Regions from separate parts of the Mus musculus genome. Here region 2 is linked to region 1. A link is a loop called in an ENCODE intact Hi-C map of the cell type or tissue named here. Cell type or tissue: left cerebral cortex. All regions are shown on one strand. Each heading gives the region's core, and the rest is flanking DNA. Links, peaks and the distances in the headings are about the cores only.

Region 1 (16,448 bases), core at 5,905-8,404:
TTTCCTCTAATTCCTGATTTCCCAGTGCTGACCATGCACTCATTTAGAGGACCTTTGGGAACAGATGGATTGTGGCACCAACGAACTCCCCCAGTTCAAGAAGCATAGTTCACACTAACATCCAAGAAGCATAGTTCACACTAACATCTACAAGCAAAGGAAGCCAAGTGGTGACCCCACACATCCCCCAAATGCCCCACCCAAGGCCTGATCTTCCTTACCCTAGATGTGAGCAGAGAGCGGGGATCCCACTGGGCTTGAAGTCAGCCAGGGCAGGCTTTTCTGATTCGAGATTCTAGTGCTGTGCCTGGAGGCGGGGAGGGGTGCTGTAAAGCAAGCTAGCTGTTGGAATAGATGCTCTTAGGAGACCATTGAAGACCACAGCTAGGGCAGTGTAGGTGGTTTCCACGGGAGCACCAGGACAGCCTTGTACTCTGAGGTATGAGTTTGAGGGTCAAAGTGTGGAGATGGAATTGAGGGGTGAGCCATGTGGCTTTAGATCTCTGCAGAGGTGGGTACAGATCTAATGAAGCAGAGTCAAACAGTCCACAGAACTCACCTGAGGGACCAATCAAGAGCAACTGTGCTGGAGCCTGCCAGAGCCACACTGGAGGAGGCTTCTTGCTGACCTGTGGCCCTCTTTCCATATAGGTCTGGTGTAAGATCAGGGTGGGGGGGAGGGGCTGCTGGAAGAGCAAGTCTGTATTCCATTGTAAGCAGGGCCTGAAGGGTCAAGACCCAGACCCCATCTACAGAGACTCTTCCTCGAAGGCAAAGAACACCGACTGTCATCACACAGAAAGTACTAGAGAGCTGTTTGACTCATGTTGTGAATATTTATTTTTTCTTCTTAAAAATGTACAAAAAATAAAATAACATATTTATAGTTTATAGATTCCCCCTCTCCCATTTACAAAACTATTAAGTTACATTTACTCTTTTTTTTTTAATGTGGGAACAGATTGTACACACGAGTCTCCCCTGCTTGTCCTTCAGAAAGGGCCATTCTTAGAATTTGGCACAAACCCTTATTTCCTGTTGCATTTTTATGACTATTAAAATATGAGGGGAAAAATGTTTTAATTCATTTCAAACTTCCCAGGTTTCTACATTGGGATGTGCCTTAGTCTTTTAGGAACCAACCTCAAGATGACAGCTCACTCAGTATTTTTCTATTGGGTTCAATTTCTAAACACTGAGGAAGTTTTGACAATTGGGGACATAGAATGAAATGTTTGCTTCATGTGTCCCTCATCTTTTATAGATTACCAAAAAAAAAAAAAAAATTCTTTGTTTGGGTGAGATTAGTTCAGGGCAAGGCAAGCATTTTCTATGTGTCTGGAGTGTTTTTGTTTAGGAAACGAGGCACAGCAGAGCTCAGACAGCACAGCGACATGGAAGTCCACCAGCAGACATCCTGGACCTGACACTGTCCTGATGCTTTGTGGCTTCCTATCCCTTGTTCTGGCAATGGCTATCTCATGGATTGTAGGGACTCAGGACAAAGGGAACGCTGGCTCTGGTTTGTCTTCTGCCCTAGAGCAGACCAGCAATTTTCCAGAGCTGGTAGCCTGTCAGGTTGCTACAGATCTGTCTCCCTACTCTGGAATCCTGAGCCCACCTCTAAGGTCTGCCAATCACGTTTGCAGCTAGCCCCAAGTGCTATAGCACAGGGAGCGCATAGAGCATATCTTTCCAGCAGAGTTTGTCCATCTTAGACCAGAGGCCCACTCGTACCCTGGAGTGTCCCTAGACTGCTAGTTTCAAGGAGCGGCATTTGGAGTGCGGGGCTGGAATAGAGCATAGCTCAGGATGCAAACCTTTGGCAACACAAAGAGGGATAAGGAGTCCAGTGGGCTCTCAGAAAGGTGCCCCTGCTAGCCTTTGGGATCCTCTTGGCTACGGCACCTACTCTCCAACCCACTCAATTTCTCTGCAGCTTTGAAGAGCAAGAGCTTGGCTGGAGTCAGCCTCAGCTATTCTGGGCCTCGGGACAGGTAGAGCAAGAAGACAGGGGCCGGAGAGCAGAGCCTCCAGGTAAAACATCAAAGTGCTTCGCAGACAAACTTAGACCTTTCCATAGAAGCTGTTCCATTATCCAGGCTTTCGGATGGGATGTGCCTGGCTATCCAAACTAGTGCTCGGCCCACAGGGGCACATACCAATCCTTAAAACAGAACTATTGACCTGTTCTCTCAAAGAGAACAGAGGCCCATGGGGCATGCTTGCGTGACTGTTCAGGTAAGCCATTTTCTCTTGACAGCCTTAGCTCTCCAGCACACCTCCCAGAGTTGGTTTCAGAAGTGCAAGGGCTTCCACGCTTCCCACAGCCAGGGTGGACATCCTCACTTCTTCCCATCAGAAGCAAGGCCGCTGGCTCAGTTCACAAAGCTGCAGGTGGGTTTTTAAAGGGGCCACTTGAGATGAAGGACGTGCTTGTAAACTATGAGGCACTACAGTGTCCAGGATCCCCACGTCGGCCAAGCAGCTCTGCAGCAGGTCTCAGTGACAGGGCCCCGAGGCAAACCTCTGCAGAGACTTTGCACAAGGCTCAAGAGATGCCCCACACCAAAGCTAGAGAAGGCACCAACAGTACGGCCCTTCCCAGACAGCTCAAAGGGCGTGCTGAGACAATATATCACCAAAAAACCCACAATGGCCTCCAGGGAGAGTCATGCTTGAGGAAAGAGGGCTCTGGGGAAACAAGTCCTCAGGCATGGCCCAATGGAGAGTCCATCCTGGCATTCACCACCATCATATGACATCCCAAAGACCACTCTCCTAACCACCTCTGGATAGAGTAGAACATTCTGATTCTCCAGGTATGTCTCCTCCAGGCCAATGGCAGTAAACATGCCCACCAACCATAGGTAAAATATATTATTGCAATATTTTGTATAAGTTATGTACATGGTCATCAGGCATACTCGGGTTCCTTATTACTGACATGGTAGCACGATATCTTCCTGTACAAGGCCCAGTGGCTATTTGCTGAGAGTCTCCTGGAGGTATTTAGCAAAATGACCTTCCTCAGAGCAATCCGAAGGTTTGGGGCCAGCAAACTGGTGTCCTTCTTACCCCATCCATGAAGACTGTACCAAGAAGCAGCTCATCTGGCCCAACCACTCAAGAAATGTGGAGAGGTAAGGAAAAAAAAAACACACCAGTTCCCCAGGTTCGAGATGAGTGGACTTGCTATCTCCCTTGAAGGGGGAACTCTGGAAGTCTCACATGGAGCTATCAGTAACTTGCAGAGTCCTGGAGGGCTCTTGGAGGGAAATGGGCAATAAATAAGGGCCTACCAGGCTCAAAGAAATTTGCTGAGGGGCTCAGGCTTCAGCTCCATAGGGAGCAAGTGGAAGAGTTGAAGGAAGTCCATTACTGGGCCTTGGGCCCTGCCCCCTTCCCAGCAGTCTTGTAACAGTCTTGAGAGGTGAGTGAGATGGGTGGGTCTCCAGGTCCTGGGGCGGCAGAGATCCCATCTCTCCCAGGAAGGAGTATACCAAAAGCTCCTATCGAGGGGACACCCAGGGCTCAGATCTCCATCAGCGTGATCTTGAAGCCTTCCACCATGCTCTCCATGTTGAGGATGAAGGTGTCCTCATTTGAATAGTGCTCAATGATGTTGTCATCCATGTTGACCAGGATGCTGCCGTAGTTGGGATGAGATGGGGTGGGGTAAGAAACAAAGTCAGTGAACAGAGAGCTCCGTGCAAGGCCAGCCTTCAGGAGGTGTGTCCCTTAACCTTCTAGCTTCTTCCCCCTCAAAACAGGTTAAAGAAAGCAGAGCTCAGTTTCCCTGAACTACCCTCAGGGGTTCCTGTTACACAGGCTGCTAAATCATTTGGCCCAACCCTACGGTTTTACAGATTAGTCAATGGAGGCTCAAAGAAGTTAGCAGCGAACCAAACACACTTAGATCTCTATGAACTTCAGCTGCCCTTGGCTGAACACATGTGTACAGTAAAAGATAGTACACAAAAAATTGCTTAGCAATTTTAAAGGTAAGTTTTTATTATTAGCACTTTTCAAATAAGAAACAACTCAGCAAAGGGCTCCCCGGTTCACCCAGGCAGTGAACAGCTGAGCTGGGTCTGAAGCTGGCTTTGCCTGAGCTACCCATCTCTCCTAGGCTGCCTACTCCACACCCCTAAGCTACTCTACCTCTCCTCGGCTGCCTACTCCACACCCCTAAGCTACTCCACCTCTCCTCAGCTGCCTACTCCACACCCCTAAGCTACTCCACCTCTCCTCAGCTGCCTACTCCATTGCAGTTTGGTTTCAAGAAAACCAACTTCCAGAGTCTGTAATATTTTGTATTTAATTTTATTTTTGTTTTATATATGAGTGTTCTGCCTGAACATATGTATGTGTATCATATGTGTGTATGCTGCTGTCAGAGTTCTGAAGAGGACACTTAATCATCTGGGACCATATGAGTACTGAGGCTTGAACCAGGGTCCTGTGGAAGAGCAACACATGCCTGAGTCTGTCTCGTTCTCTTTAGTTGGAGATTTTCGTTTGGGAACAACTCACTGAACCACTTTATAGTGGTATCAGCAGGTGAAATGTCATAGCTTCAGTTTATTCTTTTACAGAAATAAGAACCACCCATGCTTAGTGGGTTGTTGTTGGGATAAAAGCCTTGTATATATAGGACTTTAGACTCAAGGCTGAAAGTCAGTGTTGCCGGGCAGTAGTGGCACGCCTTTAATCCCAACACTTGAGAGGCAGAGGCAGGCGGATTTCTGAGTTCGAGGCCAGCCTGGTCTACAGAGTGAGTTCCAGGACAGACAGGGCTACACAGAGAAACCCTGTCTCAAAAAACAAAAAACAAAAACAAACAAACAAACAAAAGGAAGTCAGTGTTATCAGCAGGGTGTTTATCCACACTGAGGCTCTCTAGCCTGTGAGATTTGAGGCTTCATTCAAAATAGAGTCCCCAGCAGACTGCATTGACTTTGGAAAAGCTGCAGCCCACCTTCATTGCATTTCCAACAAGAGCTCAAGTTTGATGCTCGGTCAGCCAAAGGATCGAGATTCAGAAAGCCTGAGAACCCCAGGTCATAGTTTATGGAAAAGGTCCAGAGAAGAGTTTAAAGGCATCCACTCTGGCAGAGAAAGCCTTAGAAAGACCTTGAGTGGGCTGGAGAGATGGCTCAGCGGTTAAGAGCACGGACTGCTTTTCCAGAGGACCTGAGTTCAATTCCCAGCAACCACATGGTGGCTGTCAACCATCTGTAATGGGATCCAACACCCTCTTCTGGTGTGTCTGAAGAGAGTGACAGTGTACTCACATTCATAAAAAAAAAAAAATACATTTGAGGGGGAGGGGCAGATGTGAGCGAATCTGTAGGTCTCAAGGCCACAGGCCACCCACACTCCTTCTATACCCCTCCCTTGAATTTGTGTTGTTTACTGAATGTGACACCTGGGGCAGGATGTTCAAGCAAGCCCTGGCCTCATTTTCTAATCAGTAAACTGATATATTAATGAGAGAAAAGAGATGAAGCTCTGAGCAGGGAACCCAGAGCCACCTGGCCACCCAACCAGGAAGGGCTGATTGCTCTTAACAATGTGGGCAAGCAGGTCTGAGAACCATTTGAGATTTCATTAATGATTACCTTGGAATAATTTTCTTTGACCCCAATTAAATTTTGTCCCTACTATGTCACCCAGAAACCAATGTAAAAAGTTCCATGTGGTTCTTTGACCTTCTTTTCCCCAGTGTCCCCACCAAGTCCAGACCACTTCAGCCCACTTATAACACTCGCTGTCACCAAATGGGAGCACCTCAGGTAACATCCTGGAGAGGCACTATGGGTCACCCTGCCTCAATCACTAAAGGTCATTAACTAGCCTCATGGGCCAAGGACATCACAAAAACTAAAGCCATTTTAAAATTGCACCTTGCAGACATGGCGGTTAGCCGAGCCTGGCTTCTTTCTTACCCCTTTTTGCTCTTCTTATAAAGCTTTGTGATTTTCTCCACTGGCAGCCCATACTTCTCAGACAGCTGAAAATAAATAACAGGGAACTGGGTCAGCAGAGAACGGGGCACACAGAGGAGAAGCACATTCCACTCAGTACAACAGTCTCCTAATGAGACACACTGGAACAGTTCATTTAAGACAAAAGCCTGGGTTTCCGTGAACTACCTCCCAAGATCATTCAAACCAAGCCACTGGCTTTGTAGATCAACAAAATGAGATTCCAAGAAGTGAATGGGACCCTAAGTCATAGTTGGCAACCAAGGGTCGCTGCAACCTAACTAACTCTGCCCCCTGACTCTTTGTATCAAGTCATACCCCTTTGCCCTTAGCAGGAAGAGAAAAGAAAGGAGAGTTGCAGCTCCAGCCATGGGCACACAGTCTGAGCAGGTATCACAGAGTCTATACATCCTTATTTTGATTCTCCCTTTGGACAGATCTGAAATCACTCAGCAAAACAATCTTGATAAAAGTAGCATTTCTGATAGTATTTTTAAAAAGCCTCCAATCACCATGGGGGATTAAATGGGTAGCCATACATGAGAACAGATTTCAAGAGAGCTAGGTGTAGTGGCACATGCTTGTGATCCCAGCACTTAGGCAGGGAGACTGCGAGCCTGAGATCGGGGAGCCGGATGTAGCAGTACACAGCTATATTCCCAGAGCTCAGAGACAGGGGCCAGAGGCCTGGGAGCTACGTGAGCTACACAGTGCCCTCCAGACCAGCCTCGATAGGTAGTGAGAAAAGTTCAAGCAAATGAAAGATTTCAATATGAAAGAAGGGACCAGGAAAGTGCGGGAACAAAATAAACGTGAGTTAATTCTTTGTGTAACTATCATCCTAAAGTTCGGCTTTTCCAGGGAGACACTGAAGCCTGTAAACCAAGGCTAACAGCAGCAATAACAATGTGTCATTTTAAAGTATCAGTTGCTCAAACCACAAAGGAAAATAACATGCTGGGAAACATTTTAAAACGCAAACAACAGATGAGAGCAAACTGCTTTGTTAAACTCGATGGGGAACAGGGCAGGAGAGAAAACACAATAACAGGGCATTTCCGAGAAGAGAACTATAATTGGAAAATATAACGTGAAAACTGTACTGCACTTTTATTTAAATTTTTCAAATGAAAACAACAGGAGTGTGGTACTTTTAACTTAACTATCAAAAGTGCAAATAAGGAGCAAGAGGTGGCTCAGCAGATTAAAGCATTTTCTGTGTTTGGCTCACAGCTCCAAGGGCTCTGGTGCCCTCTTCTGGCCTCCCTAAGTACCTGCACACACATAGCAGACACACTGACATATTAAAAAGAAATCTAAAACAAGACAAAGCGGAAGTCATGATCTAACGTTGGTGAGGGCATTCAGGTTCTGTAGATGGGACAGTGACCCTCAGCCTCCTGGAAAGTAAGTCTGGCAGGAGAATAGTTTTTACAAGCATACACACACTGACCCACAGACTCCACGTCTAGCAATCTGACATACAGAAACACCCTCATACCCAGAGACCTTCAGAGCATAACTGTTCATAAAAGAGAAAATGCCACAATAAACATCCATTAAATTTCTTGATATTTTCTTGACAGAACTCATTTAAAAATATGGGATGCTAATATCAGCTTATACTTTGAAAATCTTTAGTATATTAGATGGGAGGAAATAAGTGAATATTTGTATATATAGTATAATCATGTCTGCATTTTTTAACCTTTACATAGGCTCAAATGTACAGAAATATTTAAATGGCATACCAACTTACTGCTGGTAGCTACCATTGATAACTGGCCAGATTCACGCTTCTTGTACTTTGTATAATTCCGCAGGGCTTATTTTTACGACTGCATCATTTTTGTAAGTACAACATGGCAAGAGCTGAGAGATGGATTCTGGAAAGATCTACCCCAAATCTGTGCCATGCCCTCTCTACATTACTGCTAGAGCTCCCGGGCATCTGAAGCAGGTGAGGTCTGGGACCAGTCAGAAAGTGCAACAGAGGCTAGAAAGGGACTGAAGAACCCTATTAGGGAGCTGAGATCCTGAGGAACGTCTGTTCCACAGGACCCTACCCTCCCATCCCTACCACAGGGCAGAAAGAACTCTATGTACAGCCAGAAGCAATACATCTGGATTGAGGACAGAGAAGAAGGGTGTTAGAGGGCCTGAGGAGGGTTCCACACAGTCACAATAAGCCCCAATGAGCAAAAGAGTTTGTTTGTCCAGTGAGATGGGCCTTCCCACCAAGCCTGGAAACCTGAGGCCAAGTCCCAGAAACTACAAGGTGGAAGGCAGGAACTTTGACTCTTGCAAGATATTCGATGACCCCCACATGCACCATGTAAATAAATGAAAGGCTCTAGTAGGAGCCTGGAGGCAGCAAAGAAAATGGACAGAACTTGTGCTGGAAGTTCCCATTGGGAAAGAAAGTAAACAAATGAACAGGAGGATAAAAGAGAAATGTAGCATCCTGACGTCAACAGAAGCAAAATCCAAGAACAAGGGATAGCAGTCAAGAAACTGTTCCCAACAGCAGCACCAGGAAACCATCCCAGATACCAGGCCTCGAAAGATACACGAATGATGGAAGACTTACCTGACTCAGAATCAAGAAGTCGAATAGATAATCAGAATAACATGATTGATCTAGTTTATATAACAAAACGCATGCACACATACATATTGCATCTCCCAAAGAGACTGTCATGCAGACGTGTAACAAGGACAACTGCACCATAATTCAATAAAACAAGAAACAGAAACTTGAGAGGTTCATCAGAGATGTTCAGCCTCTCAGAAACACTTCCTTATGTGACTTCTACTCTCCTCCCATTGAGGCGTCTATCTCACCCAAATTCCCCTGCACCTTCTTGAGTACCCCAAAACCTCAGATTAGGAAGCTGTAGTTGTGGCCAGCTGTGCTGAGGGAATAGCTCAAGAAATAATGTGCAGCAGGCTGCTCTCTAGTCTCTGAGAACTGGATCTGAACTCATGACTGGGCCGATCAATGCTAACCTGCCTCTTGCCTAAATGCTTACTTATTATTGATCCTTCTTTTCCCCCTATTCTTTGTGAGTCTTACATTGTCCATTCTTCTTAGATATTAACATATGGACATCCGTCTATATAGAAGTAAGTTGGCTGAGAGCTTAGGGTGGCTCCAGCATTTTGGGAAGAGCTTGGGAAAAGAGGCACCAATCTTGTCCAACCTCAGTTCCCTTATCTGTAAAATGGTGCAATTTCCATCCCACGTACACAGGTTATGATGATAATTAAATGAAAAACAAAATGTGTGTGAGAAGCCTGCAGCACTCAGCATGGGATGTATTCTGCAGATGGCAAATAGAGCCGACAGACATTTGCACCTGAGGATCTGAGGACACCGCTGACACAAGAGACAAACGCCTCTGCACTCCACATTCTTCTGGAGAAGATGTAAGAACACCTAACAAGTACTAGCTATGTCCGGTGATCTGCTTTCCTGTGGCAGTGGTAAAACATGCTGACCAAAAGCAACTTGGGAAGACGGTTTATTTCAGCTTAGGCTTCAAATAGCGTTCTATAGCCAAAAGTCAACAAACTCAAGCAGGAAGTAAGGCAGGAGCCCTAAGGGCGGCAGCAATACGCTTACGGGTTTCTGACTGGCTCTTGCTCCTGTCAATCATCAGTCAGGACCATCCTTCAGACACGGCCACGGGCTGACCTGACTGAGGCAAGTCTTCACCTGAAGCTCTCTCTTCCTAGGTGACTTAGATCATGGCAAACAGACAATTAAAAGCTGACCAAGACACCAAGGTGAAGTGAAATACAGCAAGAGGAGGCACAGAGCTGAAGAGGCATTGTTCCTGGGAATGGTCTGGGAAGCCACTCTGATAAGCTGTGGTGAGCGGACCTAGAATCGTGGCCCATGGAGACACGGTGGAAGAGCGTTTCTTAGCCGAGGGGACAGACAGGCAGAGGCCTTGAGGTGTGAGTGTCTTCGCTGGTCTCCAGAACAAGCTTTGAGGTTCAGAGGTCAAAGTTCACTCTACAAGGTTACTGAGTTGTGGTGGTTTGAATAGGAATGTGTAGTGAAAATTTTAGAAATTTGGTTTCTTTAAAAAGCATAGAAATGTAAGAATGTTTTCGTTTTAATCCCAGCTCCATAAAAGTCAATCTGAACCACCAATACAAACAGACAACACCTTGCTGCTACCATAAAACTTAATTATGTCATAATGTATCCTCAGTATCATGTGACTCAAACAGGCAGATGAAAACATGTGTTTCCACCATGTGTTTAGTCACAGGCTAAATAATAATTCAATTCTTCTTTTTTTGTGTGGTAGGAGATCACGTCTAATTCTCATAAATCTAGGGTTTCCAGCATGCTGAAGACGGCACAGCCATGGTTTAACTCCAGTGAGGCTGGGCCCGTTCGCCCAAGGCTCCTTCCTCGCTCACCTTGCCTCTGTGCGTGCGTGTGGTAAGAGCAGAGCAAACTCTGAGACAGTCACAGGAAACATTACACACCAAGAACTGCAGGGTGGGGAGGTGGCCCAGTGGCTGGAGTACTTGCCACATGTATGAGGACCCGAGACTGGGTTTCCACACTGTGCATGCCTGTAGCCTCAGTGCCCCCTGGATCTGCTAACACAGCGTGTACCGTAGCAACCAGAGATGGACCCTGGTGAGGCTCAGTCTGGTGAGAAGGGACCTCAGGTTGTTCTCGGACCTCCACAGATGCCATGGCCCATGTTCACACACAGTTGTTTTTTTGGTTTGACGTAAGCATACCCTGTTTCAGCTACCAGAGCTAACCCACCGTCATCACATGGCCTGGCTCACAGGCTTTAGGAAATCTGTGTGGGCTACAGAAACAGTCACCACCCCTAAATGGTTCATGAATCTACCTTCTGACTCAAATGTCAGTTCACACCTGAAGGAGGGGTGGGAACACAGTTCTCTTCTTTCTAAATGACAAATCCACATCCCATCACGTTAATAATTTTCTTTAAAGAGAAAGAAATTTTAAAAAGACCACTAAAAAAACAAAACAAACAAACAAACAAAAAAACAAAGATGGTTTCCAAAGAGGATGGAGACAGGAAGTGGGGGATGCTAAGGGAGAATCTGCTAAAATGTGCTTTGTTCAAAAAACATTTTAATGACATCTAACACCTTGTCTGCTAATGCCAAAAACCACCCTAAAATAAGTAAAAGGCTTTTTTCAAGGCCCTTTACCTTCCAGTGCACATATATCTAAGTTACCCATGGCTGAAGATGGGGAATCGGACAGGGAAGCAGGAGCAGGCTCCCTGTGCAGGCCAGCCCAGGCTTCAGCTAAAGCAGGAGCAGGCTCCCTGTGCAGGCCAGCCCAGGCTTCACCACAGAGTGACCCCATCAGCTCAGTGCCTCTGATGACTCCATATTAGAGGTGATGCTGAGGTCCTCCTTTCAAACAGCTCATCTGGAAATGTGGACTCTGACTAGCAGGCAGGTGGCCTTGTCTCAGCAGTAACTGCAGGGTGCACAGGGACCTTACAGGGGTCACACTTTTATGTTGGAGTTGTGAGTCTGTTGGCTCTAGAGGACTTCCTTCCTCAACAGAGACAGTGGTTGGTCCTCCCAAACTACCAGGGACCAATGGGGGAGAGTCCAGGCCAATTCCACACCCACAGAGGTATACTCAGGAAATGGCTTAAGGGGGTCAGGCATTCCTTAGCTTCAAAACACACTGCAGGAGTCTAGGTCCCCCCCATAACAGATAAGAGGACTTGCTCCCACTCCATGGAAATAGCTTAGTGAAGAACCAGGGACAAACTACATGCACCAGGTCGTGGTTCTCAAACATCAGTGTTCAAGCAAAGAACTTGCTGTTTTTGTGATTGCTCATCCACTCCCAGGAAATCTGAGGGGAGGCCACAGGGGGTGGGGCCAGAAGCAAAGGCTGTGACTGGGGCTGAGTTGGCATCTTTTAAACCAGGTGTGTGGGGCCCACCTCAATGAGCCCACCTACAGAAGTAAGCCCTACTATGTTCCTAGTAGGGGGTGGGGCTGTTTGTGCCCACGGAAAAATCATTTTCCTCTAACAACAGTGGCAAAGATGGCTCCAAATGGACAATGTCTCTCACGTAAAGAAGCTCCTTCAGGGGTTTTCTAGCCTCACTTGATCGATTTTTATTTTCCCCGAAAGACTTTGAGTTGTCACCAAAAAAATTAATAAACTTTAAATGACAGCATTATTCTGAATTGAGTCAAAACAAAATATGAAGGCCAAGGGTCACTGCCATATTGTGTTGAGGGCTAGTTTTCTGTGGGACACTGGACAAACTGACACATGAAGTCCATCTCTCAGGTGCAGGTGTCTTCCTCTGACTCAGGAACATTCCCTGTCCCCTCCCCCATCATGCTCCCCCTCCCCCATCTTGGCAGACACATCACAAGGGTAGGTTACTGTCTACTTATACAATGGATTTATGATCCAAAAGAACTTTCCATCCTCTTAGACAATCTTAGGACCCAGAATCTGAACAGCACTGTGTGTTTTCTGATGCTGGTTCATACTCAAAAGCCTGGTTTGCTAAAAACAAAACAAAACAAACAAACCAAGCAGCCAGTGCCATCATTATGGCTCACTGGGGCCAGAGAGGTACCTGCTGGCATCGTCTCAGTTCTCACCACGGCCCTGAGAGCCAGATTATCATATTGTTTCCATTTTAGGAATGAAAAGCAGGCTAAGAAACATTGCCTAGCTGCTAAGGAATACTGCCAGATTTTGAACAGAAGTTTTCTGAGGCCAAAGACTATAATACTGACCACTAAACGGTAGTATTTACACATTTACACATGTGGACTTATTTTGCACAAACACACATCACCCATAGTTATGTCACTTTATATATATGTATATATGTATGCATATATATATGTATGTATGTATTAATAAATAAATTATACACACACACATATACACTCACAGTCTGCCTTCTGTAAATACAGGTTCAGAACCCACAGGTCTAACTGACCAAAGATAAAAAGTATTTTATAAAAGTTATGTGTTCTACTACATATGTACAGAATGTTTTTGGTCATTATTTGCTAATCAATGCTATTTACAATTATTAGGTAGTATAAACTAGGGATAGTTTAAAGCATTTGGAAGGAAGTATAGAGAAATATGCCATTTTATATAAAAGTTTGGTACTATAGAGTGTTGTGGAACAAATTCTAGATATGGAGAGATGAATGTATAATTTATATGTTCAATATATATAAATACAGCTATGAATACATATGAATGTTATATATGTATATTACATATACATGCACGTATATATTATAACATCAAACATGTACTGGTAAGTGTCAGTGTAATAAAAAGTCCTAGTCCTCAGAGGATCCACTACATTAGCAAGATCTAATGTTCTTCAAAAGACATAACATGCTGAAGTTCTGTGGTCTTCCATGGTGCCCCTATAGTTCCTAAAGGTCCAGTTTATAGCTTATTGTCAGCCCATATATCCCAAGGGCCCCGAAGGAGCTCGTCTTGACCACCTTTCTCAAGACAACACTGGAGAAGCAAGCACGCAGATTGTGTTGGGACTTTAAGGAAGCGGAGATGGAGACAGAATTGCCTGAAGAATCTGACCAGAGCCATGGAGTGAACCTGACTTCACCTTGCGGCTCAAAGGGACCTTGGACCTTGGACCTTGTCTCGCCTGCAATCACCATCTACCAAAACAATGCAGGTGTGAGGAGATCCCCTTGAAGTGAATCAAGGGAAGTGTAGGCCACCGTTGCTGAGCTGCCATTGGAAAGAGTGAGGTGACCTTTGGTTCCATAGTGATACTATGTGAGCACGTCTGCAGAGCATTTTTGTAACTGACCAGATGTTATAGAAGGAAACAAGAAGACACCAACGACCAAAAACAGAATGATCCCAGCATAACACAGCAATTCGGACCTGGTTTAGAACTGTATTACCCACCCTGCAAAATGTCCTGAGGAACTAGATATAAATGGATTCCTGCAAGGCCTGGTGGTACATGCCTACAATCCCATAATATCCGAGCTCGGGAAGTTGAAGCAAGAATCAAGATCAGCTTAGATTCTCAGCAAAATCTACATCTCCAGCAGGAAGGACTCAGCACGAACTTGAAATAACCTTCAGACGTGCCATAAACACCACTTTCATCTGCTCTTAAAAGCCAGACTGGGGTATGGAAATGGCCAGTGCTGTTCAAAGAAATCTTAATTTTGTTTTGTGTTTTTGTTTTTCGAGACAGGGTTTCTCTGTGTAGCCCTGGCTGTCCTGGAACTCACTTTGTAGACCAGGCTGGCCTCAAACTCAGAAATCCACCTGCCTCTGCCTCCCAGAGTGCTGGGATTAAAGGCATGCGCCACCACACCCCGACAAATCTTAATATTTTACAGACTTTTGTAGGCCATTTGTTCATCCTTTAGCAACTGCAAGGTCATTAAAAAAAAAGAAATCTAGGTTCAGTCAGGTGGTAATCAAGCACGCCTTTAATCTCAGCAGTTGGGAGGCAGAGGCAAGTGGATCTCTATTGTAAGTTCCAGGTCAGCCTGGTTTACAGAACCAGTTCCTGCATAGCCAAGTCTACACAGAGAAAGTCTGTCTCAAAAAACCTAAATAAATACATACATACATACATACACACATACATACATACATACATACATACATAAATCTCTTGGCTCGTCCCTTCTAGACCCCTTTGCAATATCTGCTCCTTATCAGTATAAAATCAGAATCCGGTGGTGATGGTGGTGGTGATGGTGGTGGTGATGGTGGTGGTGATGGTGATGGTGGTGGTGATGGTGGTGGTGGTGGTGGCGAGGCGGCGTAAGCCTTTAGTCCTGGTGCTCATGATGCAGAGGCAGGTGGGGCTCTGAATTATATAGGCCATCATTGTTTACACAATGAATTCCAAGCTGGCTGGGGCTACATAGTGAAACTTGGTCTCCAAACAAAAAACAAACAATAAGAAAAATCCTGTTTCATTAGGAGGGCTATATTCCATACGCTTCCTTGCATTTACTTCTGGATTTGTTTCCTGGCTTGTGTGGAACAGAAATCAATGCTCCTCCACAGGTCATGACAGACATGAAGCTACCAAGCCCTCCCTCTGCTGCTCTGCTCAGGGTGACCTGGGGACATGAAACCTGCAGCAGCCACACTCTCATATTTATCAGTAAGAGCTGGAGATAAGCAATCATAATACATTCAGTGTTTCACAACTGCTTTCTCGAGTTCTAAAGCACCCCCATCAGTCCCACAGGACACGCAGGTTCTACCTCCTGCTCCCCAGCCCATGGCAACCACTGGCCTGCTTTCTCTCTCCATATACTCCCAAAGAACTGGAGACAGATACCCAAACACAAACTAGCCCCTTGATGTTCACGGTAGCGCAGTCACAACAGCCCCTCCCCCCTCAAAAAGGAAAAAGCCAGTAGTCTGTGAGCTGAATAAATGAAAAAAAAAATGTGTGTCCATACTATGAACAATTACTCTGCTGACTGTAAGAAAGAATGAAGTCGAAAGTGATTGGCAGGTGACCGCATGGTGTGGCTCTACATATAGGAACTCTCTCACAAGCTGCAGTGTTTGGCCATGAGCCCAAATGTTTCCTCATCAGAACCTGTCTCAGACCAGCTGTCTACCAGGAGTGGCAAGAGACACTGCTGGAGTCTCTATCACTATAAAACCCTTATGTCCAGGCTGGAGAGATGGCTCAGCAGTTAAGAGCACTGACTGCTCTTCCAGAGGTCCTGAGATCAAATCCCAGCGACCACATGGTGGCTCACAACCATCTCTAATGAGATCTGATGCCCTCTTCCAATGTGTCTGAAGAGAGTGACATTGTACTCACATACATAAAATAAATCTTATCCTTCCACTTCTGGGAGGGAAGAAACGGGGCCAGAGCAAGGAAGGAAGGGAGGAAGGAAAAAAGAAAAAGAAAACCCGTATGTTCTGCTACACAGCCATACATACCCAAGGCAAGTGTGAGAACGTGGCTCATACCCATGGCATGGTTGAAGCTGGGGGTCAAGAGTGTGTGAATAAAACAGTTTCCCCACGGCTGTGCTACCAGCCCTGCTCTAGGTCAGCGATGAGAAGAGGAGAATCAATTCCGGCCACCATAGTTCTACAACACATCTTCCCCCTTAACCCACGTGTCCTCTTCACATTGGAATATGTTACCATAGTGTATTGGTTTTGTAGTTTTTTGGTTTGTGTATATTTGGAAGCCATGTGCACCTAATCTGGCTTTGTGCAAACAGATAAATAAAAACCTCACTTTACCCCTCCTCTGCAGCAGCTGACTCGGATGATTACTCTGAAACCAACCAAGAGTGTATCTGAGCATGCGCATCAAGACCCTGTCCGGAGGTAGAGATTTCCAAAGACCTCAACTCTTCATTTTCTTTCAAAAGCTCATGCTGGAGCCACCCTGG
Region 2 (16,448 bases), core at 5,804-8,303, 550 kb before region 1:
AATAGCCAGAAGCTGGAAGGAACCCAGATGCCCATCAACAGGGGAAAGGATAGAGAAAATGTTGTACATTTACACAATGGAGTACTACTCAGCTATTAAAAACAATGAATTTATGAAATTCTTAGGCAAATGGATGCATCTGGAGGATATCATCCTGAGTGAGGTAACATAATCATAAAAGAACACACATGATATGTACTCACTGAGAAGTGGATATTAGTCTAGAAACTTAGAATACCCAAGATAACAATTTGCAAAACACTTGAAACTCAAGATGAAGAAAGACCAAAGTGTGGATACTTTGCTCCTTCTTAGAATGGGAAACAAAATACCCATGGAAGGAGTTACAGAGACAAAGTTCGGAGCTGAGACAGAAGGAAGGACCATCCAGAGACCACCCCACCAGGGGATCCATCCCATAAACAACCACCAAACCCAGACACTATTGCATATGCCAGCAAGATTTTGCTGACAGGACCCTGATATAGCTATTGCTTGTGAGGCTATGCCAGTGCCTGGCAAATACTGAAGTGGATGCTCACAGTCATCTATAAGATGGAACACAGGGCTCCCAATGAAGGAGCTAGAGAAAGTACCCAAGGAGCTAAAGGGGTCTGCAACCCTATAGGTGGAACAACAATATGAACTAACCAGTACCCCGAGAGCTTGTGTCTCTAACTGCATATGTAGCAAAGGATGGCCTAGTCAGCCATCCATGGCATAAGAGGCCCTTGGACTTATATGCCCCAGTACAGGGGAATGCCAAGGCCAGGAAGTGGGAGTGGGTGGGTTGGGGAAAAGGGCGGGCGGGGGGAGGGTATCAGGGACTTTCGGGATAGCATTTGAAATGTAAATAAAGAAAATATCTTAAAAAAAAAAAAAAAAAAAGAACTGTGTAACAAGTACTAGTGATACTGAGGGAGCCTGGAGGCCAGCTGTGCTTGTGTGTGAACAGCCACCATAGGCAGCCTTTTGTTCCTTCTGCCTTCTGGAATCTGGGGAAATGAGTTTTCTTCAGATGTAACAAATTCACATTACAAACTTCTGTATATGGTTTGGTCTTGGAGTCATAATGATCAGAGAGTCATGTGCACATACCTGGGCCTAATGGCCACTTAGTTCTGGAGTCTTCTGTTTCTACTCTACATGTGTCCTCCCTGTCTGAGCACTCTCTGGCTCCTGGTCCACTGGGGCTGCCCTTCACCCTCTGGCTCTCTAACTGAACCTGAAAGAAGATGATTGCTTTTATCTGCGGATAACAAAGAGGAGAGAATCCAAAAAGCCAAACTCTATTGCGTCCCGCTCGACCGGCAAGAAAGACGCAACAAACCAGAATCTTCCGCGGCAAAAGCTTTAGTGCTTGTTTCTCAGGAAGATTCCGAACCGGGAAAATGGCGCTGCTTTTATAACCCGCAGCGTGACGTTTCAGCACCTGATATGGCGTGACAGCTCCCGATTCGTTGCTTGCCCATCACCCCACTATTACACCCCGAGAATGGGAGTGACTAGGAGTGAATTCACTCTCGCACCTGCGTACAAGGCTTGTTTACTAGTTAGGCACAGCGGAGGCCCGCGCCATCTTATAATGGTGATTGCTCGCGGCACACACGGCTCTCCTCAGAGATTACTGGCGGCACACATGCGATTGCTTGCAGCACATACCGGCTCTCCACAAAACTCTGTTCTCAGCCTTCTTTCGCTATCAACATGAGAAATGGCTACTTTTGGCAGGACACAGATCAAGTTAAATTTTGCAGAATATGGATTAAGTGTTTTGATTAGCAATTAAACTGACTGTAGGGTTTTTTGTTTGGTTGTTTTTTTTTTTTTTTAGTATCAGTTTTTAATATCAAGATATTTATACACTCAGAAGTATTTTAGTTGGGCCCTTCAGGAAACTCAAATTAGAATAAATCAAGGAGTTAATTAATTGCTCTTAATTAAAGGACAATTTAGAGTTGTAGGCAGGATTCCACAGGAAGATTCCAGTGCCTGGGGCTATGGCAGTGCAGAGCAGAGATTGCTACTCTTGCCAGCTAAAGAAGTTGATTGAAGGAGTGTTTGTATCAGACAGTGGTAATGAGAGAAGAGGGTGGCCTTACCTAGGGCTTGAGGAGGCAGTAGCTGAGAAGCCTGAGAATAGATAACTTCATTGTTTGCTCCTTTCTTCCTGTCTCCTTCTAGGGATGTCCATTTGGGAGGAAGTCTATGCTGCTATCACTGCAAAGGGATACACTGAGCATTTCCTCTGTTGAATCGGTTTGTCTATAAAACTGATAATAAGGTGGTATCCTTAGTGAATTGGGGTACAGACAGAAAGGGGGAAGGTGTGAGGGGCACACACTTGGGGAGGAGGGAGGACAAACGGGCCTGCTTTGTCTTCATCTATTAGTATTTGGCTGCTGGGCACAAATACAGGAACACAGGATTGGGGTTCTTTGTATTATGAGCGTTAATCATGTTCCCCCAAAAGCTATACAAGAGAGCCTGCACGTAGCTTCTGGGAACTTGCCCTGATTTGGTTCTGATTGGTAAATAAAGATGTCAACAAATAATAGCTGGGCAGGGCAGACAGGGGTGGGACTTTAGGATCCCAGGATTTGGGACTGGGAAGAAAGAGGAGGTAGGAAGGGAGAAATGCCATGCTGGGAGAGTGTGGAGGAGAGAGATGTCATGCCTGAGAAGAGTGCAGGACAGAGAGGCGTGGCCACCATGTGCAGGAGCTGGGAGAGCATGGAGCAGAGCTCCACCCCGTTGGGCCACCCTCTGGGTCCAGAGCAGCCAAGATAGAGTGTAGAGCTTAGTAAGTAGTAAGTCAAAATTATTAGTAGTGGAGATTAGGCAGTGGTCCAACTATTGTGCTGCCTAAGGCATATTAAAATATAAAGGCTGTGTGTGTGCTTGTGTGTGTGTGTGCCTTTCTTTCAGGAACATGCACTATTGAAGTGGGTAGTGAACCTGCTGCCAGGATTTATTGTTATTTAATGCAACACAGGATTGTTTCATTATAACAGGGTTAAGGATTTGTTTGGCTCTTTCTATGCAGTACAATGCAGAGGATGAGCAGATTCAGGGTCTTGATAGGATGCTGCTTTTTGTAACACGCTAGATATGCAAACTCAGTTTGATGCATAGAGGAAAGAGAAGAATGCAGTTGGATGTACACCAGTGAGAGGACTAGATCTGAGGACTGAGGCAATGCACAGTTGACTAAGCTCTCTGAGAGGGGCAGACTGACCACAGTAGGATCCTACCATTACTAATTTAGGGCGTGGAACAGATCCGGAGTATAACAAGCCTGAGGCATGATGAGAGAAGTCCAAGAACGTCAAGATCAAGAGGGTCCAGGGTTTGTACTTTAGTTGGATTCTGAAAGCCAAGGGGCTCTTCAGTGGAAGAAAGTTACTGAAGGAGGACCAGGTAAAGAGAGAGCAACTGAGGTCTTCATCTCAGAAGAGCAAGGTTGCTATAAAAGAATAGGATGCTCATGGTTAGGAGGTGACGATAAAGATGGAGGAGAGCCTCCGTCCTACCTCCTGTCATAGGCTCCTTGTGAAGAGTCTTTGGGGAGGAAGGCTGCATGAGGTGAACTTTGCAGAGCAATGCCTTGCTTTGGATAGAAGAGAAGAGGAGAAAGAAATAGACGAGGAGATATTCACTAGTTTAGGACTAGACAGCTAAAGCTGAATCGAGAATGGGGCATGGAGAAATACTGTGGGGACGATGGTGAGGTGACTTGTTAAAATGGCAGCCCTGAGGTGGCAGTGAAGAGCTAGTACACTGTGACAGAGAAGCAGCTGTTCTATCCCCAAGGCCTCTCATGAGACTTGGTCTCACCAAAGCACGTGTGGTGCACCTGCTGTTTCTGTGTTCTGATGGATGGGCTCTCACAACCACACCCTATGTTTCTGTTCACTTCCCCAAATTGTGAGTTTGAACATCATAGGAACAAATAGTAATTGAAGGAGTCTCCAGCTGCTTGTACTCAAGTTGTCTGAGTACTGGTGGAGGCATTAGCCAGGCTCTCAATGGTCCCTCATCAAGAATGATAGTTCTGTGAATAAGCATGTATGCTTCATGTATCTTGAATTTTATTTTTCACTAAAATCAACATTTATGAAAACTTAGGCATTCCTGGGGTGATTTCTGCACTCATGTTATTGAAATCACTTCGTTGGCTCACTGATCAGTGTGACAATATTATTGTTAAGAGATCTGAGACACAGAGAAGTCAAGTTCCTTATCCAGGGCCATAATGCTAGCACATATTTGCAACAAGATTCCAGCCAAGTTGGCATGGCAAAATCTCTTCATCTAATTACTGAGGGTATCCATATTTCTGTCCTACTGCTAGTGGTACTCCAAAAGATCCTTTGACCTGTGCCATTTGACCTGTGCACACTCACAGCACCCCACTGGTAGGTGTCACCTTAGAGCCTCAGCTGTGTCTCCAGGGGCTGCTCCACAGCTGTGCACACTCACAGCACTCCACTGGTGGGTGTTACCTTAGAGTCTAGCCCGTCTCTCCTGGGGCTGCTCCACAGTTTGCCGAGCATCAAGCATCGGTCATAGAGTGGGTTTGTCTGCTGGGATGGGGCTGCAGCAGGTGTAGTGTATGTGGATGCCTCACCTGTGAGGGTAACTGATACTTGTTTGCTAATCATATCTGGGGGATGAATCTTCTTGGAAAAGATTTAAGTAAAAAGTCATTTCATTTCAAAGTATTAGGTACAAGTAAAACATGGTATGGCATGTCCAGAGTCTCAGCAGGAGAGTTAATGACTGGCCTGGGCTATGTAGTCACACAAACAAAACAAAACAAAACAAAACAAAACAAAACAAAACAAAAAAAAAAAACACTAACCCAAACCAAAAGCCAGGTGGAATGCTGTGTGCCTATATCCCCGGCACTCAGGAGGCTGGGGTAGGAGAACTGTGAATTCAAGATCAGACTGGGCTACGGAATAAGACCATTGTTTTAAAAATGTAAACCAAGCCAAACAAACAAAAAGCAACCAACCAAGGATGACTACCACAACCATCAACAACCAAAGGGAAGGACAGAGGAAGGAGGAAGGGAGGAAGAAGAGAGGGAGGGAAGGATGAGAGAGGGAGAGAGGGATGAGAAAGGGAGGGAGGGAGGAGAGAGGGAGGGAGGGAAGAAAGAGATAGGGAGGGAGGGATGAGAGAGGGAGGGAGGAAGGGAGGAAGGGAAGAGATAGGGAAGGAGGGAGGAGGGACAGCCTCATTCTTACCATCTGTTGGCTTATCTTTCTTGTTGTGTTGGTTTCTTTTCCACTGCTGTGATATCCCTGACAAGGGCACCATAAGGGAGAAAGGGTTTGTTCTGGCTCAAAGTCCAGGTTACAGCCATCATGGCAGGGGACTCAGAGCAGCAAGAGCTTGAAGCAGCTTGTTAGTTACAACTGCAGTCAGAAGAAAGCAATTCACACATGCATGCTAACCTCAATGCTCTCTCCACACTTACACAATCCAGGATCCCCTGCCTAGGCAATGGTGTCACCCATGGAGGCAGATCCTTCCACCTCAGTCAAGATATATCTTATCTTGATTATATATGTAATCAAGATAAGCCATCGAAGGCATGACCAGAGGCCCACCTCCCAGGTGAGTCTAGATTCTATCAAGTTGATAACACTAACCAACCATCATACCTGGTTGAATCCTAAAATCTCAGAAGGCTCACAGTGTTCTTTGCATAGTTATCTGAGATACAGATAGAATTAGCCTTCCCATCTCTGAAAGAACAGACTCATAAAATCTCTATTCCAAGCATATTTTATGTGCATACTAAAATTCATCATCTCATCTTTGAGGACTCAGAATAGCCAGTGGGTCACAGTAGAATAAGATTTTTTGGATTTTATGTGGCCCCTGCCTTCTTTAATGGTGACTCTCTGTGCTTATTACTCCTTACACCTATAATTATTTTGCCACATGTTGCAGTGATTTGGGGACTGGTCCAGTTTAGGGTCAGGACCTATGGTCTTTATACTTGTATTGTCCTGAGTGGTTGAATGCTTGTCTAGCACCAAAAGAACTACAGCAGCAGCAACAAACACCCTTGTGTTGTCCTGGGTGACAAGTTGCTGACACTCAGTAACAGTTATCTGGTGAACAGCAAGGCACAGAATGAGTTGCATGGTGAAGCGTGCTGTCAGAATAACAGACAGTCAGAATAACAGACAGTCATCATTATTACTCACCTGATATCCACAAGCATCATTTAATTTGCTAACAACTCTAGCAGGAAATCCCCCCCCCCCCCTCCTCCTCCTCCTCCTCCTCCTCCTCCCCCTCCTCTTCACAAACACCTGGTCACTCGCTGGAGACAAAAATCAGGATCTAATTTCCTAGGAGGGTCGACACACAATAAGTGAAGGGCACAAAATACTGTCTTCTTTTTCAAGTTAGTTTCAGGAGCTATTGCACCTTAAAGTGATAAGGCCCGAATTCTGGGCAGATTGACATCAAAGACCACAAAATTTCCTTAGAGAGCCCCAGGCAAGATGGCGCTACACTGCTGAGTAGCCACCTCCAAGGGTTGCCCGCCTGGAAGGGGCTGGTGAGAGATGAGTGTGCAGAGACTTGCCAGGCTTCAGGGGAGAAGCCAGGGGAAGCTTGCAGAGGTGAGAACACCCTTGCTAGTTGCTGGCCAGCAGAGCTGTTGCACTCAGTGGGAATTTACTGTTATGTGGCTAATGGAGAATTTACTGAGTCAATTCTATCTAGTTCTCCTAAAGGGAGGATTAGTTTCACCATCTTTCCAGCTATGAGTTACGCTCAGAGCTGCCAGCCCCATGTACCAGCAAGGGGAGGGAGGAAAGCTAGGTACCAGAGGTTGCTGCGTTCTCTTGCCTTCCCTAGGGCCTGGAGGCGAAAAGAGGGAGGGAGAAAAGCGGGGGAAAAAGGGGAGATATGGTTACCTGTTTTTCCAACCTGCTTCCTGGGACTTCCTGGGGCTCACGTGGGAAGACCTGCTACCAGCACCTATGGGATTGTGTTGCTTAGAGCTGTGTTCCTGGCTTCCACACGGTGGCGCTCTTGAGCCACCGGTGTCTCAGCTTGGAGGGTGGCTCCTTCGCTGCAGGGACTCAGGAAGCCGCTCTCACAAGACACCTGGACACAAAGATCTGTGGGCTTAGCCTCTCTCCTCCAGAACAGAATTCCAGAAGAAGCCCCTGGGGTATTACATCCCTGACCAGCTGGAAGCTCAGAGACCAAAGTCAAGTAGACAGTGGCAGAGGGGGAAAGCCTGATTTTTGGTTCAGACTGAAAGAGAACGAGTCTATTTTCATAAGCGGTTACAGGACAACTGTCAAGAAGCCAAGAAACCCGGCGAGGTGTCAGGAGGCCTGGCGCAGTCACAGAGTCACTGGGACAGTCAGCTGGGCGGAAGGGGAGCAGATGAGGAATGAAGACGGCCCCTAGCCGGCTGTACTTCTGGAGAATCCCACCGAGAGGGGGCTGTTCTAACTGCTGTCAGCGGGGTGGGCTGTTGAGTCCCTTTGGCTCTGTAAACTCGAGGGTCATTCATCCCAATGTGAAGTCAAGCCAATGGGTGGTGGGTACTGATTTGTAGTTTGGGTGTGGGAGGCAGCTTTCTCGGGAGCTGAGGGGTATTATTAAATACGGCTTGATCTTTTGAGACATAACTCTGTTTTGACTCAGGTCATTCATTCACTTTCCACTCACAGAAAATACCACAAAATGTGGGGTGCTCCCGCATTGTGAGGGAGGAAGGAAGAGCAGGGCTGCAGAGCCAAGCTCTGGCTCCGGCTCTGGCTCTGCACCTACTGGCTGTGTGACTTTGGCACATTACTTGTCTTATTTCTGCCTTGAGTTAAAGACCTGTCACTGGGCAGAATAACAGTATGGGTTTCTTGTGTGGTACAAGTACTTAAAGGTACTTAAAATAGTACTCAGGGCACAGTGCTAGGTAAACAAAGCTATTTCTCAAAATTATTGAAATTCCAACTCCATGCTAGAACATCCCTGTTAGTCTAGAAAACACTGTCAATAGGTTAGCTAGGGCTAAGTCGATCTGTGGGCACATGACATGTCGCCTTTCTGTTTTTCTTTTCTTTCTGTCTGTCTCTCTGTTTTTTCCTCTCTGTCTCTGTTTGTGTGTATACATGCACATTCATGTGTGAATGTGGGCACCTCACCCCACAGGGTACCTGTGGAGGGCTGAGGACCCCAGCTGTTGGTCCTTGTTTTCTACTTTCTTGAGTCTCACACCTATGTACCCCAGGCTAGCTGGCCTTCTGTCTCTCACCTCCCACTGAAGCACTGGGAATACAGATGCTGGTGCACAGTGCTCGAGGCTTTTGTGTGGATTCTGGGAATTTGAACTTAGGTCCTTACACCTCACAGCAAACGTTTTTAGTCACTGAGCCATTTCCCCTACCCCAGCATTCTCTCTCTCTCTCCTCCCCCTCCCTACCTCCTTTCCCTCTCCCTCTCTTTCTCCCTCCTTTCCTCCTTCCCTCTTTCTTTCCTTTCTTTCTCTTTCTCTTTTTGGAAATTGGGTCTCATAGCCTAGGCTGGTCTTGAACTTGTGGCAATCTTCTTACCTCAGCATCCCACTTCTTGATATTACAGGTGTACACTACCTTCCTGGTAACAATTTCTTCATGCATTTATTTATTTATTTATTTATTTATTCTTCATGCATTTTTTTCCATTTTTGCAGACTGGCTATGCACATTTTTAGCATGTATTTCTAACACAGCAATGGAGTGGAAATGTAAGGGTTCTTTGGAAAGTCAGTTGTGCTGGATGGTCCTTTGCTGGGGCAAACATGTGAAGGAGTGTTTCCTGAAATGAAAGGATGTTTTGCTAAAGCAGACATGTAAAGGAACATTTAGCTGAAGCAGACACAGGAGAAAGGCTGGTCTGCTAAAGCAAGCATGTGAAAGAACGCGTGTATTGTTCTGCCTTACATTGCATAGTTTGTTGTCACCCCATAGAGAGAAATGCACCAAAAAACTTCTGGTGGTGTGCTGGTGGCTTCTGTTGCTCTCACGGACTGGGCCAATTGGCAGAGTGACGTCAGCTGAGATAGAATCATGTGGAGTTTTGCTAAGACAGACCCACATGATGAGACAAAACCTGTAGAGGACATGTAATGTTTGGAGGGAGTATAAATAGACTCAACAGACTGTGAGCGAGGCTTGCTTGTACAGCTAGCTGTGCACTGCTTCTTGGTCTTACGTCTTCGCTGATTCCTTGAGAGAGGCACCACCGAGAGTTTCTCCTGGCATCCCTGGTGTTCCTACTCTCTCCTGCTGACTTGTGCTGTCGGCAGAGGCCTGGCTGTTCCTGCTAGGTCGTGCTGTCCTGATACTACTGAACTGTCCTGCTGGTATATCCATGAAGTGTTTGCGAGTGGATGGAGCTGCTGTTATTGATCTGTGAACTGAACTGTTGATTTCCTGACAAGCAGATGAGATTTGCTCCAAAGAAGTATTTCTAAACAGGTCCACTTCTCTCATAGCCTACTAACCTTTCTTTTCCACTACCTCTGGTGGGTGGTAGGCAAGAAAGGAGGTTAAAACATTGAAAAAAACATTGTCAAAAGTAGGGTTGAAAAAAATTTTAAATTGCACAGAATTTTTGCCACCTGGGGAGTATTTCCTTATGTTTTCTTAAGCAATATTCTGCCTATGGCATTCAGAGCAAGTGAAGCTTGTCTCACATTAATTATCTGTGCAGGCTTAATGTCTTCTGTTGCTGTAATCATGACCGGTTCCTTTTAAGGCTAATGCATAAGTCATAAACCCCAATAATGCGTAATTCCCACTACTCTCAGCAAGGGGCTTCAGTAGCATGTGTATTGCTGCTCCAAGGAGAGGCCTTAGCACCAGGAGATCTCACCCCACACATATTAGGATTTTGGTGCAGCCTGTCATTGGGAAAAGTAGCTGCGGTGGTTTGCCTGCAGTATGTATCTGGAGGGAGGGAGGAGACAAGCCTGACAGGTTTGCCCGGTGATGGATGGAATGGATATCCTGAATGTATCATGGAGGCCATTGTGCAAACCCTCCCAGACAAAGAAGAGGGTGAAGGTAGCACTCAAGAGTGTTTCTCATAACCCTTTGCCCACATGGGGGCACAAAGCACAGAGGGTAACACATTGAGGGAGGGGCATTCTTCTCTCCAGACCAATTTAGTACCTGGCAGAGCAAGATGAAGGAGTAAGACTGTGTGGGTTGTTTCAATTGCTTGTAACACAAACATCTGTAATGGATCTCTCTCTCTCTCTCTCTCTCTCTCTCTCTCTCTCTCTCTCTCTCTGCCATTGTATGCACATGCATATGACATTTTTTCCAATTTTTTATTAGGTATTTTCTTCATTTACATTTCAAATGCTATCCCGAAAGTCCCCCATACCCTCCCCTTGCCCCCCGCTCCCCTACCCACCCACTCCCACTTCTTGGCCCTGGTGTTCCCCTGTACTGGGGCATATAAAGTTTGCAAGACCAAGGGGCCTCTCTTCCCAATGATGGCCGACTAGGCCATCTTCTGCTACATTTTATACATAGCCATGGGTTTTCCTTATCTATCTATCTATCTATCTATCTATCTATCTATCTACATGTATATGTTTTATACAAAACCATGTTTTTCCTCTCTCTTTTTCCCTCCCCCCTCACTCTCTGTGCATATGTATAAGAAATTTTATACACAGCCATAGTCTCTCTTTCTCTCTGTTCCCCCCCTCCCTCAGGACCCCTTGACTGGCTAGAAAGTCCTGCCTCCCGTTTCCTCCTGCCCAGATATTGGCTGATCAGGTCTTTATTAACTAATCTAACCAATCAGAGGTGATAGAAAATGAATTTTGGGCAATATTGAGACAGGAGATGCTTAACAAAGCCAAAGTCTAGACTCTACCCAGATCTTTGGGCACAGTAATCAGCATCTGAATACACAAAGCACACAACCATTTCCCAACACTTCCTTGCAACCTCCCACCTCTGTGCTTCTGTTCTGAGACATAAGGACCAAGATAACCTAAGCCATTCTTACTCAGGGCATCTATCATTTATAATAAATGCACCTCAATTAAAACAACCTCCTATTTCAAAAGCAATACAGACTGAGGTCATTATCTCGCCCCTCCAGCCATGCATCTCTAAATCCTTAGCATGTGTAGTGGTTTGAGTAGCTATGGCCCCATAGACTCATGTGTTTGAAGGCTTGGGCTATAGGGAGTGGCACTATTAGGAGGTGTGGCTTTGTTGGAGTGGGTGTGGCCTTGTTGGAGGAAGTGTGCCACCATGGAGGCAGGCTTTGAGGTCTCCTATGCTCAAGCTATATCCAGTGATACAGTCTCCTTCAGCTGCCCATTGATCTGGATGTAGAACTCTTAAACCTCCTTCCCAAGGACCGTGTCTGCTTGCATGCTGCCATGCTTCCTACCATCAGAATAACTGACTAAACCTCTGAAACGGTAAGCCAGCCCTAAGTAATGCTTTTCTTTATAAGACTTGCTTTGGTCATAATAGCAACAAAATCCTAAGACTAAGGGGGTAACAGGCTTAAGGGCCATTTCCTGTCTCTCACTGGACCTACATCCCTGCTCTGATCTAGGCCAGTTGGAGCACACAGAAGGTTAAGAAATCACCCCTCCCTAACAGAGTGTTCATGAAAGCAAGGGGGAAAGTCTATGGCAGGAACGGCAGGCAGTCCTCTCTCCTTACCAGAGAGGTCTCTAATTTGTACAGCTGTGTGCAGTTGTCTCAACATGTAACCACCTGTATCAGTTTTTGCCATTGTAGGAACATGTTGAAACAGGAAAAAAGGAGATAAGTTGAAACCACTCTAAAACATAGCTGTTTGCTTCATAAAGTTCTTGGGAGAGTCCATAACTCAAGGACTAGAAAAGGCCGTGGTACTGGCCAGGTCTTTACATAATGATTGGGGACCAACTTTCAAATGTCATTGGGTGACAAATGTGAACTCATATTTTGATTGCTATTCAATTTGTGCTAATACATAAAGAGAAAGAAGCAGGTCTGAAAAGCTGGCTGGAATGAGTTGATGGACTCACCTGATTGGTCAAAACAGTTATTTGTGCTGGAAGAGAGTAACGGGGTGGGGGAAAGGGAGGGAAGGGGAAAGAAGCATTATGTAGTATTTCTTTAGTTGTGAATAGTTGTAGTTTCTATTAGTCTCAGAGAGAAGAATTCAACTTTAAAACTCTGGTTCTGAGCAGCCAGGGGAGAAAGCAATTAGAGGGAAACAGGAAATTATAACAAACTGTTCAGTGGCGGGAGACAGAGTGAACAATGCAGTCCTTAAAGGGTTTTTTCCTGTCAGGATAAACAGCTCTTTCTTGTGTTTGGTTATACTTTAACCATGATACAAAGGGAGACAGAGAACTGGTAATCTGATACCAAAATTAATTTCTGGAGTGATAAGGATGGAATTTAGGTTGTGGAAGGAACCACATTTAAAATTCTCCAGTGTGTATTTTAAGGTAAGGTGAGAGAGTGGTTTAGGGAAGAGGTCGTTGGATATGGATTCTGAAAGTCATGCACACAGACTCTGATGCAGTAGGAAGTGAGAATGTGTGTACAGAGAACAGCTTGTGTATTTTATGGACGAATCACCTGTCAATTAAGAAAACCTACGGCCTATAGAAAAGGGTAGACTAGAAGGTGGGACAACTGGTAGGCAGAGAGGATTCTGGGAAAGAGCCAGGTGTGGGAAGAGTTGCTGGGGAAGATGTGAGGAGGACAGATGAATGATACCTGAGCAGAGGTGACCAGCCACATGGCAGAATATAGGCTAATATAAGTGGGTTATCAGAGAAGAGCCTAGCTATATGGCCTAGATATCTGTAAATATATTTTGAGTCTGAGTGGTTATTATGGGAGCTTGGAACCAGGAGGAAAAACAAACACTTTAATAGATGACACCCAATGTGGGGCATGTTATCCAGGTTTAGAGCCTGAGAAGCCATTGGGAAGGATGGTTTAGCATACTGCTCTGTGATGGTGGGCAGGCTGCTCCGTTTGGTGTGGTTGGCCACAGAAGCCAGTGAACAGTGGAGGCAAAAAAACATGAAGAGGCTGAGTATGGAAATACAGGCCTCTTATCCCTCCAAGGTGCACCATGGCCATCTTCTAGGGAGAGCAGAGGCCTGTATGAGGCAGTAGAGTGAGGAACCAGAGCCTCAAGGCACAGCCCCACAGGAAACACTTCTCATGTTGCATGCTGCTCTGGGGAGCCAGTGCTCTGCTGGGTGGAAGGTATGACTCATGCTGAGGCTTATGGGAAATTCAGCACCCCAGTCCAGGCCCACTGAGCCCCCATCCTGATGCTTGATGACAGGTGGCAGCCCAGCCAAATGTGGCAGGGCAAGTGGGCACCAAGAATACCCATGGGTGCCCTTGGGTGAAGGCCTGAACCCTCACAGAAGCACAGCAGGTGGGAGTGGCCTGTCTAGAACTGGCAGGAGGCAAAGCCAATGGGACAACCTTCTGAACTGAGCTGAGAGGGTGGAGCTGGCCACTACAGATACATGCTAGTCCGAGGAGCCTGGAAATGTGCAGAAGGACAGAGGAGCACTTACCCTGAGCTGCAATAGGATTGAAAAGCCACAGACATCTGAGCAGGTAAGGTATTGAGTTTAGAAAACTATAAAAGAGAAGGGAAACTGAATTAAAAAAGAAAGAAAGAAAGAAAGAAAAACTATTTGGTTTAAAGATAAGAGGGTGAAGTCCTTAAGAAAAATTTTAGAGAATAAAAAAAAAAGAAATATATTTTCTATGTCAAGAAAATGGAAACACAGGGACTTCCGGGGTTGGTCAGAGGAAGAGAGGAAGCAGGAGAAGGGTTTTTTGACAGAGACAGGGAAAGGACAAGATCTGGCTACTAGTGTCTCCCAGTTTAGATAGTGAATCTGCCAGGATTTGCCACAGGAGGATTTACATTTAATAAAGCTTACAAGATTAGAATTCTCGTTGTTGTAGTCAGTGATTGAGTTACCATTGTTTCTGAACTAACTTTGTGTTGTTTTCCTTCATGTGGTGGCTCGGCGGTGTTCCAGAGAGAGAGAAAGGTATGGCAGCAAAGCATGGGTTTGCCTGATGTGTCCCCCAAAAGGATGTAGGAGTTTTGAAGCACGGGGCTGGTGTGGTAGTGACCTGCCAGTGGGAACTTATCTGGGTGGAGAGATTTTGGAGCTCTGAGTCAGAGAGACTTGCCCACCAGTGCTTGACTGGCCATAGCATGGCAAGGTTCCTTTTTATTGCTTCCCACAACATGTGGTAAACCAACGTGTTAGGCAAGAATCCACTAGAAATTTAAGATTATTAGCCTGAGAGTTAGAGTTTTATTTTCTAAGTGAGAGAAAGGTGGTGCTGGGATGATGAGTCATGTGTACTTAAGCGAGGGAGCCTTGAAACAAACAAAAAAAAAAAAAAAAAAGAGGGCTCTGAGGTCCCCTGCTGTGGAAAGAGACAAGATGGCTGCTCTGAGTCAGAGAGCTGGAGAATGGAAGCTGCCTTTATCTTGGGGCAGATATTGATTTAACTGTGAATTTATAACATTGGGATTATTTGCTTTTAGGATAGATTTATATACAGATTTTGTTTAAATCATGTGGGGAATTTCACCTGTGGTTCAGAGCTAGGATAGGGAAAATTAGTCACTGACTCCAAGTAGAGAGAGCAGTGATAACTGCCTGCTATGAACAGATATTAATTATTAAAAGTCTGTGACTACAGGTAGAGAGTTCAACAGATAGGTATTATAACAGGTATTAATAAAATAAATGTCTGTGGCTCCAGGTAGAGAGCCCAAGCAATAGATGTTATAACAAGATGGCTGCTCTAGGTGGAGAGCTTAACAAGTAAAAACTACCTGCTTCCTATAGGCAGATATTAATGAAAGTTTGAATTAATTGCTTTAAAGATGGTATAAAGATAAATTGCTCTAACAAGTGTTATAGGATACTCATATTCTGTCTAAAATGGGCTCTACGGGAATTTTGAATTTAAATCCTGGTTTGAATAGCTGCCTGCTTATAATCAAGTATAGACAGAAGTGTGAATCAATTATTTTAAAGATGGCATAGAAAGGTCTTCAAGATACCTAACTCATATTCTCTAACGTGGGCTCCATGGGAACGTTGGGTTATTATCTTGCATGACAAAATAGAAAAAGCCTAAGAATAGGCACATAATAGTATTTTAGTTTGCTTCATTTGTTTTAGATTAATTTTCAAGATGGGTGTGATTTTGAGTTTTGTGGTTATATTATCCTTCTGGGAGAGATGTCAAAATAAAGGTTTTTCTGGTTACTGGCTCAAGCATAAGCTGATTTGGGAGAAAGGTTTTGTCTTTGCATTTTTAGAGAAGGTGATTGGTGTCTATACACCTTCCAGAGTAATATGGATCAAATTTGATAGAGGGACCCCCTCCCCCCCAGGACTAGATTCCAGAGAATCAAACAAAAAGGATATCTTGATGATACTAAAATTTTGTTTTGAGATTTGTATATTACAGACTATACAGCCTTGGTGAGTCTCATCATCAGACATGCTGAACTGACCTGCTTGATCTCCTGATGTCTTGGACTTTCAGCCGGATCCAGTCAGGACACAGACATCAGAGACTGTAACAATCATTGGGGTGGCCTTCTTAAGGCCAACCAACTCCCTCATTTTTTTCTACCCTTCCTCCCCTTCAAAGATATCTCAACGCCCATATTCAGCTTGAAGAAGTTATGAAGAGTTATCATTCCAGTTCCCTGGGCTTTGGGGCTGGAAGTTGTTATTCTAAGGTTGCCTTTCTGGGGAACATAGAAATGGTCATAATTGAAACAGGGAGAATTTATTATTAGCTAGAATTTATTATGTAGCCATGATCTCATTTGGTAGAAATCTTTACAATAGTTACTAAGTTGAGTCATGATTTCTTATTTTGGTACAGGATTAATTTTGATGCAGAATCAAGTTTTCATAGATATAAATTTCTTCTATTGATACAAAAATTCTAAAACTGTAAGGCTTGGACCCAGTCCTTCTATAACTGTTATAATAAACTAATCTGAGATGTTTAAGCCTGTGAGTTAAGGGCCAAATAGCAAATTCATGGCTCTGAGTTTATTGTTAGGGTGTTTTCAGATATTTTAATTAAAAATAGCTGGGGGTAGTTAATGGACAACAGTCCACATTACTTTGCATAGATAGATGGTTTTCAAAAATGCACAGCATGTGACATTTAATGTTATTTATTCACTTGCTGTTGAGACAAATCTGCTCCTAATGTTCCCCATTTGTAAATTCGAAGAAGCAGCTGAGCATCTATACCTCCAGGTGTGGCTGGGTAGCCACTGGGCAGACATTGACTATCCCTCCTGCAGGCCTATACTGAACTTGAGAGGACACAAGTTGCAGGTTAGGACAGCTTAGT

What was found. A loop is a pair of places that touch in the nucleus more often than their neighbours do. Peaks named below come from ENCODE experiments on the same cell type or tissue, not always from the same donor. Only the 100,000 strongest peaks of a DNase experiment are listed, where the experiment ranks them.
Region 2: a loop joins it to region 1, with 3 times the contacts of the local background. A loop is called at or near these places in 27 of 42 quality-filtered maps.

What each region holds. Positions count from the first base shown.
Region 1 is chr15:37,347,938-37,364,385 of GRCm38, reverse strand. It overlaps Grhl2 (grainyhead like transcription factor 2), which reads right to left. Exons shown (of 16, transcript NM_026496.4): 15 at 5,952-6,016; 16 at 817-3,649. The coding sequence ends at 3,535. Among named protein-coding and RNA genes, the nearest start is that of 4930447A16Rik, 69 kb to the left of the region's middle. In left cerebral cortex, for the core only: a CTCF peak has its summit at 7,236 (motif pointing left); no DNase peak of the experiment used is centred there.
Region 2 is chr15:37,896,831-37,913,278 of GRCm38, reverse strand. It overlaps Gm35019 (a long non-coding RNA gene), which reads left to right and starts at 5,303. Exons shown (of 7, transcript XR_383951.4): 1 at 5,303-5,628; 2 at 13,363-13,646; 3 at 14,081-14,092; 4 at 15,525-16,448. In left cerebral cortex, for the core only: a CTCF peak has its summit at 7,042 (motif pointing right); DNase peaks (open chromatin) are centred at 6,639, 7,080 and 7,770; H3K4me3 peaks cover 916 bases; H3K27ac peaks cover 798 bases.